Linked DNA regions of Homo sapiens: region 1 is linked to region 2. Evidence: read pairs that join two places in POLR2A ChIA-PET (ENCODE). Cell type or tissue: GM12878. All regions are shown on one strand. Links, peaks and the distances in the headings refer to the core of each region. The heading gives the core; the rest is flanking DNA. Region 1 overlaps TMEM69 (transmembrane protein 69). Region 2 holds the start of DYNLT4 (dynein light chain Tctex-type 4).

Evidence for each region. ChIA-PET counts read pairs that join two places held together with the same protein. Peaks named below come from ENCODE experiments on the same cell type or tissue, not always from the same donor. Only the 100,000 strongest peaks of a DNase experiment are listed, where the experiment ranks them.
Region 1: POLR2A ChIA-PET joins it to region 2 with 5 read pairs; 3 of 35 experiments call an interaction of 5 or more read pairs at or near these places.

What each region holds. Positions count from the first base shown.
Region 1 is chr1:45,692,694-45,701,016 of GRCh38, reverse strand. It overlaps TMEM69 (transmembrane protein 69), which reads right to left. Exons shown (of 3, transcript NM_016486.4): 3 at 6,581-7,813. The coding sequence ends at 7,112. It overlaps IPP (intracisternal A particle-promoted polypeptide), which reads left to right. Exons shown (of 9, transcript NM_005897.3): 9 at 827-2,306. The coding sequence ends at 1,051. Among named protein-coding and RNA genes, the nearest start is that of TMEM69, 8.7 kb to the right of the region's middle. In GM12878, for the core only: no CTCF peak of the experiment used is centred there; no DNase peak of the experiment used is centred there.
Region 2 is chr1:44,804,672-44,812,994 of GRCh38, reverse strand. PLK3 (polo like kinase 3) reads right to left here. Exons shown (of 15, transcript NM_004073.4): 13 at 8,216-8,323; 14 at 7,616-7,729; 15 at 7,005-7,508. The coding sequence ends at 7,317. DYNLT4 (dynein light chain Tctex-type 4) reads left to right here and starts at 5,644. Exons shown (of 3, transcript NM_001377534.1): 1 at 5,644-5,670; 2 at 6,157-6,211; 3 at 6,316-7,102. The coding sequence starts at 6,327. The coding sequence ends at 6,992. BTBD19 (BTB domain containing 19) reads right to left here and starts at 4,472. Exons shown (of 8, transcript NM_001136537.3): 1 at 4,089-4,472; 2 at 2,569-2,782; 3 at 2,388-2,441; 4 at 897-956. The coding sequence starts at 4,174. RefSeq lists enhancers at 2,718-2,807, 3,318-3,927, 4,208-4,577, 3,774-4,623, 4,958-5,207 and 3 more. In GM12878, for the core only: no CTCF peak of the experiment used is centred there; DNase peaks (open chromatin) are centred at 2,344, 3,274, 5,004 and 5,514; H3K27ac peaks cover 4,443 bases.

The DNA of each region.
Region 1 (8,323 bases), core at 309-8,308, 890 kb before region 2:
ATGTTCTGCAGATTACTAACTCCACTGGATGCTCCTTGTAAAAAGGATTCCATGGTCAAATAAATTTGTCAGGTGTTCCATGCTGTGTCATTCTCTTGGACATTTTTAAGACTCATTAAAATACTAAAGGCTTTTAAAAAATCCTTTGGTTTATAAGCTTCTTTCTCCTTGGAGCTTTGTGGTTCTTTTGTTTTTATTTGCTTATTTTTGAGTGTATTACCTACTTGTATTCCATAGACTTTGTTTCTTAGAATGTTGTCCTGTGTATGAGTTCTAGGTCATTTCCTGATCATGTTTTATAATCAGACCTTTTAAAAAATTATATTCCTCTAAATTTACTTTGTTCATGCCCACTTCAAGTTTATTTTAAAATATTCTGGGCCGGGTGCTGTGGCTTACACCTGTAATCCTAGCACTGTGGGAGGCTGAGGTGGGACAATCACTTGAGTTTAGGAGTTTAAGACCATCCTGGACAACATGGTGAAATTCCATCTCTACAATAGAAAAATTAGCTAGGTGTGGTGGTGTACACCTGTAGTCCTACCTACTCAGGAGGCTGAGGCAAGAGGAGCTCTTGAGTCTGGGAGGTTGAGGCTGCGCTGAGCCGAGATCGTTGCTGTGCATTCCAGCCTGGGTGACAGAGCGAGACCCTGTCTCCAAGGAAAAAACAAAGCAAAAAAAAGAAAAAAAAATCTGTATGCTTACCTGACTAGATAGTTTTACATTTAAACATGTAAAAAGAACTGGGATATCGAATTTCTCAGTGGATTTCTTTACTATCATTTCATAACACTGCTAACATATTTTTTTTTTCTCTCTTAACCAGGAAAAGTGGGTTGAAGTTGCCTCAATGAAAGTGCCTAGAGCAGGCATGTGTGTTGTGGCAGTCAATGGTCTTCTGTATGTTTCTGGAGGTCGATCTTCCAGCCATGATTTTTTGGCTCCAGGTACCTTGGACTCAGTTGAAGTTTATAACCCTCATTCAGATACATGGACAGAAATTGGTAACATGATCACCAGTCGTTGTGAAGGGGGCGTTGCTGTGCTATGAAATATAAAGCATAACAGAGCACAAGGAACATTTTGAAAATGCAGGACCTGACCTTTTGCAAAGCAAACATAGATTTGGTGATAAGACCCTCTGATTCTGTGAGTTTTCCATGTATTTGGTAGATAAATGACTAACGAGGCTGGGCGCAGTGGCCTCATGCCTATAATCCCAGCACTTTGGAAGGCTGAGGCAGAAGGATCACTTGAGCCCAGGAATTTGAGGTTGTAGTAAGCTACGATCATGCCACTGCACTCCACTCTGGGCAACAGAATGAGATCCTGTCTCTTAAAGAAAAAAAATAAACTCAAGAATGATTTTTCTAAAAATATGAGTGAGAATGGATATGGAATATATCCCAATTAATAAAGAGCTCACACAGATTTGCCAGGTTTACTAATAATAGAAATGCCATTTATGCTGTAGAATTCTCCAGTTTAAGTGTAGACAACTCCTATTTTACAAATTTGTAGAAATTATTTACTAGAAGCTTCCTGGCAAATAGTCCCTTTAGCTACTTCTCCAGTGCAGTATAAATTGTAACATAAAACTTTATGTGATATAGGAATAGTGTCAATGACACAGTTTAAAGACCTCTATATTCACAATTATATCCAGAGCATAATTTTCCATGGCCATAGTTTGAGCCACAGAGAAAGCCAATGAAATAGATTCCTACTTTTATTTAATGCCAAGAGTTTTCACTAGCCCCAAACTTTTTATTGGCAGCAGATATCCTAGGAGGGGTGTTTGGGAAATATCTAGCTATTTTAATAGATAGATACCTTTTTGCTTGATGATAAGTTTTTGCTTGCTCATATTTTTTGTCTTGATCCTGAGAATGCAAGTAAGGAATTAATAGGAGGTTCTTAGTGACCAGATGTTGTAATGGGCTATACAGTCCAGCAGGCAGTATGCACCTAGAAATTTCTCCCTTTTTTAGGCTGGGCATGGTGGCTCACACCTGTAATCCCAGCACTTTGAGAGGCCGAGGTGAGACGGGAAGATGGCTTGAACTCAGGAGTTCGAGACTAGCCTGGGCAACGTGATGAGACTCCGTCTCTACCAAAAAATATATAAAAATTAGCCGGGCGTTGTGGCTTGTACCTGTGGTCCCATCTGCTTGGGAGGCTGAGGTTGCAGGATCACTTGAGCCCAGGAGGTCAAGGCTGCAGTGAGCCAAGATTGTGCCACTGCACACCGGCCTGGGTGACAGCATGAGAACCTGTCTCAAAAAAAAAAAAAAAAAAAGAAAAAAAAATTCTTCCTTTTTTGCTAGATTGTTGTCACCAAAATTATCTGTTTGGCTTTAGGAAGAGGGAATTTTATTAGATTATCAAGCTTTGTAAAATTTATTTGTACTTGGGCAAACCTAAGTAAGAGCATACTGCAAAGCTACTGCTTGGATGTAGAGGGCTAAATTGTAGGTACTTCTGAAACTTTTTATAGATACTGACTCATAAGTGTAATTTGAAAGTACCCCTTGACCCAAACAAAACTGCTTCTCAAAACTTCTCATTTTCTCCCTGAGAAGCATTCTAAAGAATTGTTCTCTGTTCATTTCTAAGAGAAAGATTTACTGGGTGTATGATGCGGTTACTTTTAAGTTATTTCTACTGGCCAGTTGGAGCAATATATATTAAAGGTCTTGCATACAGTAAAAAAAATTTTTTTTTGAGATGGAATTTTGCTCTTGTTGCCCAGGCTGGAGTGCAAAGGCGTGATCTCGGCTCACTGCAACCTCCGCCTCCCGGATTCAAGCGATTCTCCTGCCTCAGCCTCCCAAGTAGCTGGGATTACAGGCGCCCACCACCATGCCTAGCTAATTTTTCTGTATGGGGTTTCACCATGTTGGCCAGGCTGGTCTCGAACTCCTGACCTCAGGTGATCCACCTGCCTTGGCCTCCTGAAGTGCTGGGATTACAGGCATGGGCCAGCGTGCCCGGCTGCATACAGTAAAATTTAACTAGTTGACTTAAGGATTTGATTTCCCGTTTCTTTTTTTTTTTTTTAGATGGAGTCTTGCCCTGTCACTCAGGCTGGAGTGCAATGGTGTGATCTCAGCTCACTGCAACCTCTGCCTCCCTGGTTCAAACGATTCTCCCGCCTCAGCCTCCCGAGTAACTGGGATTACAGACGTGAGCCACCATGCCTGGCTAATTTTTTGTATCTTTAGTAGAGACGGAGTTTCACCATGTTGGCCAGGCTGGTGTTGAACTCCTGACCTTGTGATCTGCCCACCTTGGCCTCCCAAAGTGCTGGGACTATAGGTGTGAGCCACCGCACTCTGCCGATTTCCCATTTCTTTGCTAAGGTCCTTCAGTATATTACTATAAGCATCATCAACTTATTTAGATAGAAAACTTTTAATTGCATTAATGAATTAGGTAGCACTCATATCCAAATTATTTGGTTTAGGCCGGGCACCGTGGCTTATGCCTGTAATCCTAGCACTTTGGGAGACTGAGGTGGGCAGATCACTTGAGGTCAGGAGTTCAAGACCAGTCTTGCCAACATGGTGAAACCCCGTCTCTACTAAAAATACAAAAAATTGGCAGCAGGTGGTGGTACATGCCTGTAATCCCAGCTGCTGAGGAGGCTGAGGCAGGAGAATCACTTGAATCCAGGAGGTGGAGGTTGTAGTGAGCTGAGATCATACCACTGTGTTCTAGCCTGGGCCATAGAGCAAGACTTTGTCTCAAAAAAAAATAAAACAAAAAATATTTGGTTTAGTCTACAACTATACCTTCCTTATAACTTAACCATATGCATTTATTAGGAAAAGTTTATGTAATGCAGACAGGAAGCTCTATGTTCCCTTCTCTGGGGCATCCTGAACGTCTGAAGGGTCACAGATGTCTGTGTAGAGATCTGTAAGATGTCAAAGAATAAAGATAATTTATAGACTAAGCTATAACTCATGTGCCTTTACTATTTCTAGTTACAGAGAATCTGTATTCTGATTCAAAACAGATTTACAAAATACTTCTACAACTAATTTCTCATTGTCTAGTAGCAACTGAAAATGACACTTTGAAGGGGTGTGCTTTGCACAGCTGTGGCAGAAATGTAATGTCAAGGCAGTCAGTGTTTTAACAGGTCCCGAAGATCCCTGAAAATAGGTGACTGTAAATATGCTTATTATTCCTAGGTAATGACAAGATTGGTTTTGTTTTTGTTTTTGTTTTGAGATGGAGTTTCGCTCTTGTTGCCCAGACTGGAGTGCAATAGCATGATCTTGGCTCACCGCAACCTTTGCCGCCCGGGTTCAAGCGATTCTCCCGCCTCAGTCTCCTGAGTAGCTGGGATTGCAGGCATGAACCACGAGGCCCAGCTAATTTTGTATTTTTTGTAGAGGTGGGGTTTCTCCATCTTGGTCACGCTTGACTCGAACTCCCGACCTCAGGTGATCTGCCTGCCTTGGCCTCCCAAAGTGCTGGGATTACAGGCATGAGCCACCTCACCAGGCTAACAAGATTGTTTTTAAAAGAATGTACTAATAAAGTATCTAGTTTTTTTGTTTCTTTGTATTACTTTATCAGTGGCATTCTGGGTTACCAAACTGTAGTAGGATTGCACAAGTTTTTTAGTTGGTTTTGTTTTAACTTTAAGGACTTGCACATTTCATTTTACATTTAATTCTGTTTTTTGAGAAATGATTAAAGTGATCTACCTCCAAAATGTTTAACAATCCGATATGCTTCTAAGTATCCTGCCAATGTACTTAATCAAATGTACTTAAAAATCAGTTTTCTTAAAGAAGCATACACTGTAATTCACCTGGAAAAATAGCATTTTTAAGTAAAATTAGGCAATTAGCCTAAAAATATGATTTGCCTCTATTCTGGAAAATAATTCATTTAATTCAGATTATGGAAAAGTCTTAAATTTGTATAGCATTCATGCAATTTAATAACAAAGAAGTGAGTTTCCTTATCAAAACAATCTGAGTAGAATCAGATTGAGACTGAGTGGAAACATCATCTCTAAAAAATATACAGGCCGGGCACGGTGGCTCATGTCTGTAATCCCAGAATTTTGGGAGGCCAAGGTGGGTGGGTCACCTGAAGTTGGGAGTTTGAGACCAGCCTGACCAACATGGAGAAACCCTGTCTCTACTAAAAATACAAAATTAGCTGGGCATGGTGGCGCATGCCTGTAATCCCAGGTACTCGGGAGGCTGAGGCAGGAGAATCGCTTCAACACGGGAGGCGGAGGTTGCGGTGAGCCGAGATAGCGCCATTGCACTCCAGCCTGGGCAACAAGAGTGAAACTCCATCTAAAAAAAAAAAAAATTCCAGGTTATACTATATCCTGATCTATATCCTTAGACCATTTTTAATCCTTAGACCATTTTTAATGTTTTTCCTTTTTGGTGAGACTAGGAATTTCAGAAAACTAGGTTTTCTGTTAATTCTTTTTTTCTCCACCTTAAGTAGAGTGATTAGAGACTACGTTTTCAAGTGAAAATCTAAGGTGTTGCTTTTGCTGTTTTAAGAAAGCTTCTGCACTGGGTGCAGTGGCTCACGCCTGCAATCCTAACACTTTGGGAGCCTAGGCAGGAGGATTGCTTGAGCTCAGTTCAAGACCAGCCTGGGCAACATAGGGAGACCCTGTCTCTACAAAAAATTAAAAAATTAGCTTGGCATAGTGGTGCACAACTGTAGTCCCAGCTACTCAGGAGGCTGAGGTGGGAGAATTGCTTGAGCCCAGGAGGTCGAGGCTGCAGTGAGCCATGACCACACCACTACACTCTGGCCTGAGCAAGAGTGAGACCCTGCGTTTAAACAAAACAAAACAAAAACAAAAACACACCAAAGCTAAAAGCTTCTCTGTGATTTAAAAGATGTAGAACTAGACCAGCCTGTCCAACATGGTGAAATGCCACCTCTACTAAAAATACACACCAAAAAATTAGTTGGGCATGGTGGCACGTGCCTATAATCCCAGCTACTCTAGAGATGCTGAGGCAGGAGAATCGCTTGAACTCGGGAGGTGGAGGTTGCGGTGAGCCAAGATCGTGCCACTGCACTCCAGCCTAGGCGACAGAATGAAACTCCATCTCAAAAAAAAAGATGTAGAACTAGATAGGCCTGCTCATTAGAATATCAAGATGGCTCCAGCTTGACTTTTCTTTCCTAATTTATATGTACTAGTGGCTTTATTTTAAATAGTTTCCTTTGAAAATAATCATTTTGACCAGCTATTATGTGTTTGGTGGTAAGGGACAAGTTGTTATCTGTACCATGCCAAATATCCTAATAAAAACTGGAAAACATGTCCAACTTACCTTTGAATGTGGCTTTCCCTCATGACACTGCTCCCTACTGACTTTAGAGCCATAGATCCTTTTAGCTCATATAATTGGGTTATACCATGTGAAATAAGTTTGGACATGCCTTTCCCAGTGGTAACTCCTGTGAAAACTCAATGGAACTACCTTTTCTTTTCAGATACTCACAGATACGAGGTTTTCCGCTTGAAGTGGGAGAATATGTGCATTCTTTTCAATGATCACAAGACTCTAACAAAGGGGATTTTTAATCTTTAATTTTCAAGATGGTTAAAATATTGAAATGTTTAAGTGGATAACTATATTATTCATAAAATGACTGAGTGAAAACTAATATACTATGAGATGAAAAGTACTTGTCAGGGATTTTCAAGCTTTTGCTCAAGTAATTACCATGAAGTAACAATTTCTAGAAATGAAGAACAATCTGTGAAGATAAATTACCATTGGTGTGGGGAAAAAAAGCCAAACAGAAGTAGAAAAAGGTGTAGCTGGCATACAAATGTTATCTACAGTGTATTTATATATATATATTTTTAAAACTTTTAACTAAAAAGTAAACTTTAATGTCGAAAATGCAAACTTGGGGAAGACAGAAAAGATCACACACAAGGCTGTCACTTCACACGTGGAAGGTTGCACAGCGGCCGGGCAGAGGCGCTTGTCACACTTCCCAGATGGTCAGGCGGCCAGGCAGAGGCGCTCCTCACTTCCCAGACGGGGCAGCAGCTGGGCAGAGGTGCTCCTCACTTCCCAGACTTTTATATTTTTTATACTTGACCAGGTCTCTTATGTCCTTTTTCTGGAAAACTACTTTTAACTACTAAAGTGATTATAAATGAAAAAGTGGCCAATAAAGTGACTACTATCCTCAGGGCTTTAAACCAGTTGGGATAATGTGGTAAGAGAAAAAGTTCAAGGTGGAATGCTACTCCCATACCCATTATTACTGTGACTATGGCTTCACTAAGTCTTTCAGAAATAAGGAAGGCAAACCATGAAAAGAAAAGAGGAGCTGCACTGCTAGCTAAATTAAGGTAGTCTGGTTTGGCTGGACTACCTTCTGGTAGAGCAAAACCCCATCTGATCCCACCCAAGAAAGATAGGAAACTGGCTCCATAAGCCATCTGAGTAAAAGCTAATATGGGAATATAAGTTTTTGTCATCAGCATGACCAGTGGTGGAGCAACGAAGGGGATTAGTCCTGCCAGAGTTACACATAATGCTGGCTTTGGGCTGTCAGTTAGGTAAGTGATGGTGCTTGAGGGTCTGGCTAGAAGTGCTTGCTTCTGCTGCTTTTTAAAGCTGCAGGGGGATGTATGATAGCACTGTGTCTTGCTCATATACGCTGGAAATGATGAGGAAAGCCAAGGCCTTGGACATGGGGAAAAGTTTTGCTGGAGAGACATCTTGAGAGAAAGTATATCTGTTCTGCTGGTTCTTAGTCCCACTGGGAAAGAGTACTTCAGTATCTACAAAGAAAATAGAACCAAAAGACAAAATTAAAAATATATATATGTATCATCAGATTTTAGTCAATCCCAGTATGAAATAATGGGGATTGTTTGAAAGGAGCAAACAAAAAAGATCTGCTTTCCATTACCACATCAAACTATACAGAAAGGATGAACTAATAACTCTGAAGTGATATTATTGCTGGTAAGAGTATTAAATGGCTATACAATGTACAAAAGAAACCACTGAACACAAACTAGTGATATATTTCAACCTACCACTTAATCTTATTCCATGAGAAAAATATCTGAAAGAGGAGCAGGTAAAGACTAGATCTTCAGAATTTGGCCTTCTAAACTGCCTCTTTTATTTATAAATAGCAAAAGCAGCAGCACTAATTACCGTGGGAATGCTGTTTTTATATGGAGAAAATAAATCTACCTTCCAACTTAGTTTTATGAACACCACATACTTTTCACAGTTCCACACCTTTGTGTATGCTCTGCCTAGAATTCTAGCTCTTACTA
Region 2 (8,323 bases), core at 318-8,317:
TGCGAGCAGAATGAGGGAGATCAGGTTGGAGACTGGAGAGGCCGTAGCCCAGCCTGCTCACTGGGACCCACCACTGCAAGCCTGACCCTAGCCCTAGCTGGGGAGGCTGACAGGGCCCTCAGCCCTCCAGGAAACTAGACCCAATGAAAGCCTGCTACACACACACACACACACACACACACACACACACACACACACACACACACACGTGGACTCACTCTACAACCTGCTCTTCCCTACAGGAGACCACGCCATGGCCTTCAAACCCCACCTGGGACCTAGGCTTGATTTTTTTTGAGGCAGAGTCTCACTCTGTTGCCCAGGCTGGAGTGTGCAGTGGCGCAATCTCGGCTCACTGCAACCTCTGCCTCCCGGGTTCAAGCGATTCTCCTGCCTCAGCCTCCAGAGTAGCTGGGAGCATGCCACCACACCAGGCTAATTTTCTGTATTTTTAATAGAGACAGGGTTTCACCGTGTTAGCCAGGATGGTCTCGATCTCCTGACCTCTTGATCCGCCCGCCTCGGCCTCCAAAAGTGCTGAAATTACAGGTGTGAGCCGTTGTGCCTGACCCAGCTTGACTTCTAAAGTCTACAGCCACCCTTTCCCTACCCCAAGTCAAGCTGAGAACCATTCCCCAGCCCTGACAGACAGAAGACCAGCAAAGACCTCCAGCCCCTTCAACACCTGCTCCTGCACCTGACCCTGCTGATACACCCAGGATCCCACAGATCTAGGCACAGAATTCATCCTATAAACATCCTTGGAGCACCCCCACCACCACCATGTACCCAAGTTATTTCCAGGCCAGACACAGCAGGCCCAGGCTCCCAGGTGCTGGGAGCCCATTTCCACACACAGAGCCAGACTCCTACCATGCCTGTCCAGCAGCACCCACCTGCAGGGCCTCACAAACCAAGTCCACATCCAGCACCTTCACCACAAACTGCAGGCACAGCTGGGAACAGAAATGAATGTGGGTTGGGTGGCGGTGTCCCTGCTCCAAGACACTAGTTCCACCCCAGAAGCAGTGAGCAGGCTTGGAGCGGTGAGTCACCCAGCAGCCCCAGACCCATCCTGACCCAGGCCAGGGGAGGCAGGGAATTGCTAGAGCCTGAGACAGCAGGCTTACAGGAACTGGAGACTAGCAAAACCAAGCCCAGCCACCCACCTTCTAGTACATTCGCCACTAATCAAAACCAGATAAAGGCCATGCAAAATTCTCCCCTTCTTTCAGGATGCTTATCTTCCTCCACTTGTTCCCTTCCTGACTCAAGGATACTTCTATTTTTAGCAGAAACTTGAATTTCATCCGTGACATCTCTCATCTCTTGACTGCTGCACTAGCCTCCTGACTGGACTAGCGAGTCCTCTCCACCTCTTCCAATCCCTTCTCCCCTGAGTTTCCAATTCTTCACTCCCTTATCGGAAACCTTCAGTGAATCTCCACTGCCCTCTGCTTAAAAGAAGTCCAAAAGCTTGAGGGCCCTACATGAACCAGGCCCTGGCGTCCTCTGCAGTCTCGTCTTGCCCTCTCCTCACAGTTCAGACACACCAAATGTCTCACTAGCTCCTTTGGTGCCTCTGTGACTAGAATACCATCTTCCCACTTCCCCTAGGAACAAAATCCTATTTGTTCTACCAGATCGAACACAAATGTTTCCTCCTCTGGGAAGTCTTCTCCTCTCCCTAGTGGCGGGACTGGAGAGTCCCCCCATACAGTCTCGGCACCATTCACGCTTCTCTATCACACTTTCTTTTTTTTTTTTTTTTTTTGAGGGCAAGTCTTGCTCTGTCACCCAGGCTGGAATGCAGTGGCACGATTTCAGCTCACTGCAACCTCTGCCTCCCAGGTTCAAGCGATTCTTGTGCCTCAGCCTCTCAAGTAGCTGCAATTAACAGGTGTGTGCCACCATGCCTGGCTAATTTTTGTGCTTTTAGTAGAGATGGGGTGTCACCATGTTGCCCAGGCTGGTCTGGAACTTCTGGGCTCAAGTGATCCACCTGCTTCAGCTTCCCAAAGTGCTGGGATTACAGGCGTGAGCCACTGCGCCCGGCCTCTATCACACTTCTTATGCCACCCAGGTAAGCATTTTCATGTGTCTGTCTCCTCTCCCTCTCTGGAGAACACGGATCAAGGCTGATATCTTTGTATCTACAGCACCAGCCATAATCACCCCCTCTTCCCACAGCACACACAGGGCAGGCATGCATGGATCCTTTTGCACACAGGCACACATACATGCCCTACTTACTTGGGAGAGATATACATACTTCTCTCTGTGTGGGCACACGTTCCTCTCCAGGCCAGAGTGTGTGTGAGGCAGGGCGGGAAGTGAGCCCGTGAGAAGCAAGGGAAATGAGACAGGGACCTGGCACAAAAACCCACCTCTCTCAGTTCCTCCAGCCCATACTCCACAGCCGCTGTCAGCACTTCCAGCACCTGTAGAGTGGGTGGTTGGGGGAGTGGAAGGGAGTTTCCCCTGCCCTGTGCCCACAGTGTAATGGGCAAACTCCTGCCTCTGGCACCCCCCACCTCTCCCACCCAGGCCCCTGGTCAGCAGGCTCACAGAGTGGCGGTACAGCTTGACACTGTTGGTATATAGGAACTCCAGCACTGCCAGGAAGGCCTCAGTTGGCACAGTGCTTAGCACCACAGGACTGGGCACCCCGGGGCCTGGCTCTGTGCCCAGAAGTCGCTGGAAGAAGTTGCATCTACAGGCCAACAAGCACCGATGGGCAAATACCTCCTGCCGTTCTTGACCAACCACGAAGCAAACATCACTGTGGGAGACAGGCAGAGAGGCAGCGGGGAGGAGGCCAGCACCCGGAGTGCAACTTGGGCTGTGCCTTTGCCCACTCTGGGTCTTAGTTTCCTAACCAGAATGTAAGAGACAGGGCTTCGTCCCTCCAGCAGAAGGTCTGGGACCCAAAGCCCTGAGTTCTAGTCCCAGCTCCACCTAATGGGTACCATAGGCAAGTGACTTCCTATCTTTGAATCTCAGGTTTCTCACCCATGAAATGGGACAATAATCCTAAACCTCAGGTCTCAGAGGAGATGACTATGCTTGATTACTGAGGGGCATCTGGGCTAATAGAAGCAAGGTTGATCCCACCTTCCCCTCTCCTCCCCAGCCTGAGTCTTGGGGGCAGGGAAGCTTCTTTTGGCTCCTCCTCCACCAGCTGCAAACTCAGCTTTTTTTCAGCCCTCCTCCAGACAGGAGGGTGTGGGGGTGTGGGGCACAGAGTGCACAACGACTGCAAACAGACACAGCAGTGATGCACCATCATGAGCCAGACCACAGTTTCCATCTTCATGATCACTTCCGGCCCCAGCTCTGGGCCTCTGAACAAGGCAGGGGATAGGAGGCAGATGAGGCTGGAGCCTCCTAGAGCCTCTTAGTCCCAGGTCCAAAGCCTGGGGGGTTCACATTACCCAGACCAGACTGTGACCCCAAAGAAGCAGGGTGATGGAAGTCACCACCCTTTGGGGAAGAGCTCAGATCTGAGACCATGAGGACAGAGAACTTCATTCTAGCTCTCCTGAGCAGCCCGGCCTCCTGTAAACTCTACCCCTGGTTTCAGACACCACTGGCATCCCGGCCAGCAGGGAGCAGCCAGCACCCCCGAGGCTTCCTGTCAGGGACTATGGCTCAATCTCTGGAGCTTTGTTCTTCTTGTGAAGCCTCAGTTCCCAGAACAGGTCATCTGTTCCTCTTCTTCTAGCAGTGAGGCCTCAATACCAAGCTGAGTGAGTGGAGGGAGGAGGGGAATCATGACCCACCATCTCTAAGGATCCCAGGGGCTGAGAATCATTTTCTTCTGCCAGGGGCCAAAGTCCAAAGAAGGAAGGGCTTTGCCTGAGCTCACACAGCAGCTCCACCCCGCCAGCCTTGCCTCTGGCCCTCAGGGTCTCACAGACACTGAGTGACCAGTAGCCATGTTCCACATTTGACCTCCCCATAGCCTAAGTTCACCAGGGAGGATGGCCAAGTTCTAATTCCCAGCCTCTTCTCACCAGGGCCTCCTTAGAGTCCTGGGGCCCACAGAGCCAGCTAAGAAAAACCCGCAGGCAGGGCCCACCCCTCACCTGTATCGCGGGTTGTTGACAAGGCTTCGGAGTGCTGCGGAAAAAGGTTCAGCTTTCCCATGCACGACCAGTCCCAAGGGCTCCATGAGTGAGAAGGGGTTGGGGTGGAGGAGGGAGCCTGGGAGGCCTGGCCAGGCCCTAGAGCTGGTGAGGTTAGCAAGGCCTGAGAGGGAGAAGCAGGGACTTGGGAGGCCTGTTTGCTGAGAAGCTGAAGTTTAGGAGTGGAGCAGGAGAGGCCCAAGCTCCTGAAGGCATCAGAGGCCAGAGGCTCGGGGACAGGAACAGACACAGGGAGGGGGCCAGGAGAAGCTGAGGCTGGAGTGGCCTATGGTCCTGGGAAGAAGCTGGCTGGCTGGCGGCGGCGGCGGCGGCGAAAGAGGCCCTGGCTGGGAGTCTGCCCAGGCAGCCGACGGGGTGGGAAGCCTGTGGGTTTCCATGGAAACTGGAGCTGGCCTGAGAAGAGACTCCACCCATCTCCCGGGCAGGCCCAGGGAAAACTTCAGCCCTTAGAGGGGCATTAAGCGCCATACGAGGGTCTTAGCCCCCGAAGCTGAGCCTGCCCTAGGTTCAGAGTTCAAACTCCTTGCCCTCCTAACCCTTCCCTCCTCCACAGGCACACAGGGTCAGGATCCGGTTAGCCAGGCCGGGGAAACCCCCACTCAACAGGGAAAATCCTCGCCCCCATAGATGGGTCAGGGCCCCGACCTGGCTTGTTTGGGAGGGGACAGTCCCATCCCTGCCAGAGGAGGAGTCACATGAGTTGTCAGCCCTGGCAGAGGTGTCACAGCCTCTGCCATCTCTGAAATGTAACTTTGGGGAAACCTAGGTACTAGAGGTGTAGCCAGCTAGGGACAAGCCCCAGGACACTTGGGTCAGCAAAGGTCACGAGGCTGGACTCGGGGTTCACTGCCGAGTCACTGCCACTTTATAAGGCCTGGTGCCTACCAGCTGAGCCAGTGGGCCTCCCCTCCCCCGCACATAGCCCTGAACTGAGGAAGTCATCCAAGCCCCACCCTAACTCTGCGCCGGGAGCGGAAATGTTTGTCCTTGTCGAGGCCGATGGGGAGACAACAGAGCCATGACGTGTTCCTTCCTGTGGGCCCAGACTCTGGATTCCTGAGCCACCACCCCCGCAGCCTCAAGATCTCCCCCTAACCTAGGCCTCTGTGACTTGTTCACGAATGGCCAGTCATCTGGCCATTCCACAAGGGGAGAAAATGGGCCCTGGCTCAAGAGTCCTGGGGTAGGACAAAGCCTTTCTGACCACAGCCTTGCTCTACATCTGCCCCTCTGTTGCCTGCGCTTAGGAAGTTTGCCTCTAAGCTGCAAGACCCTGTCGGCCGCTCTCCCTGATGACTCAGGGGCACCCCATGCTCAGCACATGCTCACAGCAACAATGCTCTCAGGTTAAGCCAGAGCCAGACTGGAGGGAGGGATCCTGGGAGGGAGGAGTGTTTGCTCTAGCAACCCATGGCAACTCCACAACACAGGTCTTTCCCCTCCCACTTGCCCTTCAGGCCAGCGGGGCCAGGGCTGTGCAGCCAGGACAGAACTCAGAAGCCAAAGCCTGCGGGTGACTCAGGTGCCTGAGGGAGTTTCGGGAGCAGAGGGCAGCCATCTCAGAACTGATTCTGGAGGAAGTGGGATCAGAGGCCAAAGGCAGAAGGTGGAAGGGGGCTTCATGAGTCATCTGCCCTCAGCCTGGGCCAGGTGTAGGGGAGATCTTTGTGCCAGCCACCCTAGAGTAGATCTGGGTGGAAGATGACTGGATTCAACACCCCCAGGGCTGGAAGGATCTGTGGGGTTGAAGGAGCTGAGTCTGTCAGTCCTTCCTGGTTAGGGGTTGGAGGCTCTGCCTCCACAGTCCAGGCTGAGGCAGAGGCCTGCCTCTCCTTCCAGAGAAGTCGGGTGGAAGGGAGAAATGGCAGTCTCTAAGACTCCGAGCGTACCTGGCTAACTTCCATAGTGCCCAGAGAAGGAGCTCAGTCGGCAAGGACTAGCCGAGGATCCCAGTCCTAGCAGCCTCCTGTCCCCTGCTCATGTGTCTAACAGCCTTTAACCTTCTCAGCACCTAGGAACCCAGGCAGCCTGGGACTATCTGATCCACTTGTTCTAAAACACAGGTAAGAAGGGGGTAGAAGGTAAAAACCCTTGACATCACTGAGCAAGAGGCTGGGGTGGGTAGACAGATGCCTGGTGAAGGCCACCCTGAGTGTGGTTCCTCCAGCCAGCAGGTCCATGGCCAGCAGGCCTCTGCCCCCGGGACGCCAGGAGGAGGAGAATGCCAAAGACTCCGGGCGGAAACCCTCACCGGTGCGGCCCCGAGGCTGCCTGCCCAGCATTGATGAGGCCCGACCGGCAGGTCCAGGTCCAGCCCCGGCCTCGCGCCGGGGCTCCATGCTGGGCCTGGCCGCGTCCTTCTCCCGCCGCAACTCGCTGGTCGGGCCAGGCGCGGGTCCTGGGGGTCAGCGGCCATCCCTGGGCCCGGTGCCCCCTCTGGGCTCAAGGGTCAGCTTCTCAGGGTTGCCCCTGGCGCCCGCCCGTTGGGTGGCGCCCTCCTACCGCACGGAGCCAGTGCCCGGGGAGCGCTGGGAGGCTGCGCGTGCACAGCGTGCCCTGGAGGCGGCGCTGGCCGCAGGGCTGCACGACGCGTGCTACTCCAGCGACGAGGCCGCGCGGCTGGTGCGGGAGCTCTGCGAGCAGGTGCACGTTCGCCTGCGCGAGCTCAGCCCGCCACGCTACAAGCTGGTATGCAGTGTGGTGCTGGGGCCGCGCGCGGGCCAGGGCGTTCACGTGGTCAGCCGTGCGCTCTGGGACGTGGCGCGCGATGGGCTGGCCTCGGTCTCCTACACCAACACCTCGCTCTTCGCGGTGGCCACGGTCCACGGGCTCTACTGCGAGTGAGGGGGAGTCCAATTCTGCAAAATTGTTTATTATCCTAGGAGGAGGCCCCCCTGGGGCTCACATCCCAATAAATAAGTGTCTGACAATAAATAAAAGTGGTCCATAAATAACGCCCCCTAGCTGGGAGCTAAGGCTCAGGCTTATCTTGGAGATGGGGTAGGAGCCAGCGAAGACAAGCCGCCCCCAACTCCAGTAAAGCTGGTCCCTGATTCCCTGGGGGATTCGGCCCAAAGCCCCCAGTGAGGCACCAAAGGAAGGGGGAAGGCCACAAAGGCAAGGGCCAGAGCCTGACAGGCACAGGCCTCAGGCCTCAGGGCTTGGGTCCTAGGCTGGGCTGCGGTCCCGGAGCAGGCGCAGAGCATAGCGGAGTCGCTGCCGCAGGTCTGGAGAGCAGCCCAGCTGCCGAAGGTGGGAAGCGAGGTAAGTACAAGCACTACGATTTCGGGCCACAAAAGTCACAAGGAGGGGCTCCCAGCCACTGAGAATCAGCTTGGTGTGGTCCCCGTAGAAGTTCACCTGCACACAGAGCATGACAGTGGTCAGGACCTAGGCTCCGGGCCCAGCTTCCTCCCCAGCACCCTGGGCCTCCCAGACCTTCCCGCAACTCCTGGATAGGCTCTTACCTGGACAGTGCCATCACTAAACAGCATGAGGAGAGCCTGATCCGTCTTGACCCACTGCAGCAGCAAGGGCGGAGCAGGTACCTCTACCTCTTCCACACTGGGCAGATCTCCACCCTGGGAGCAGGATCAGGGCAGGTCACTGATCCAGCGTGAGACAGCCCCCTCCCCATTAGTGTATGCCTTATCCTCTAGCTTTCAGCAACCCCAACCACCACCAAGGGGGAATCAGAGGGATCAGGATGGGTTAGTTTTCTTTTCTTTATTTTTTTTTTTTGAGATGGAGTCTCGCTCTGTTGCCCAGGCTGGAGTGCAATGGTGCGCCATCTCTGCTCACTGCAAGCTCCGCCTCCTGGGTTCGCCCATTCTCCTGCCTCAGCCTCCCGAGTAGCTGGGACTACAGGCGCCCGCCACCACGCCCGGCTAATTTGTTGTATTTTTAGTAGAGACGGGGTTTCACCTTGTTAGCCAGGATGGTCTCGATCTCCTGACCTCATAATCCACCCGCCTCGGCCTCCCAAAGTGCTGGGATTACAGGCGTGAGCCACCGCACCCGGCCAGGATGGGTTAGGTTTCAATGTACCACAGCCCCAGCCCTCACACCTTCATGAGGTGCTGCTCCATGTAGGAGGCGAAGTACCGCAGGATACCCAGCTGAGGCTGCAGGGCCCGGGGCACAGCACCCACGGAGAAGGAGAAGTGCTTTGTGCT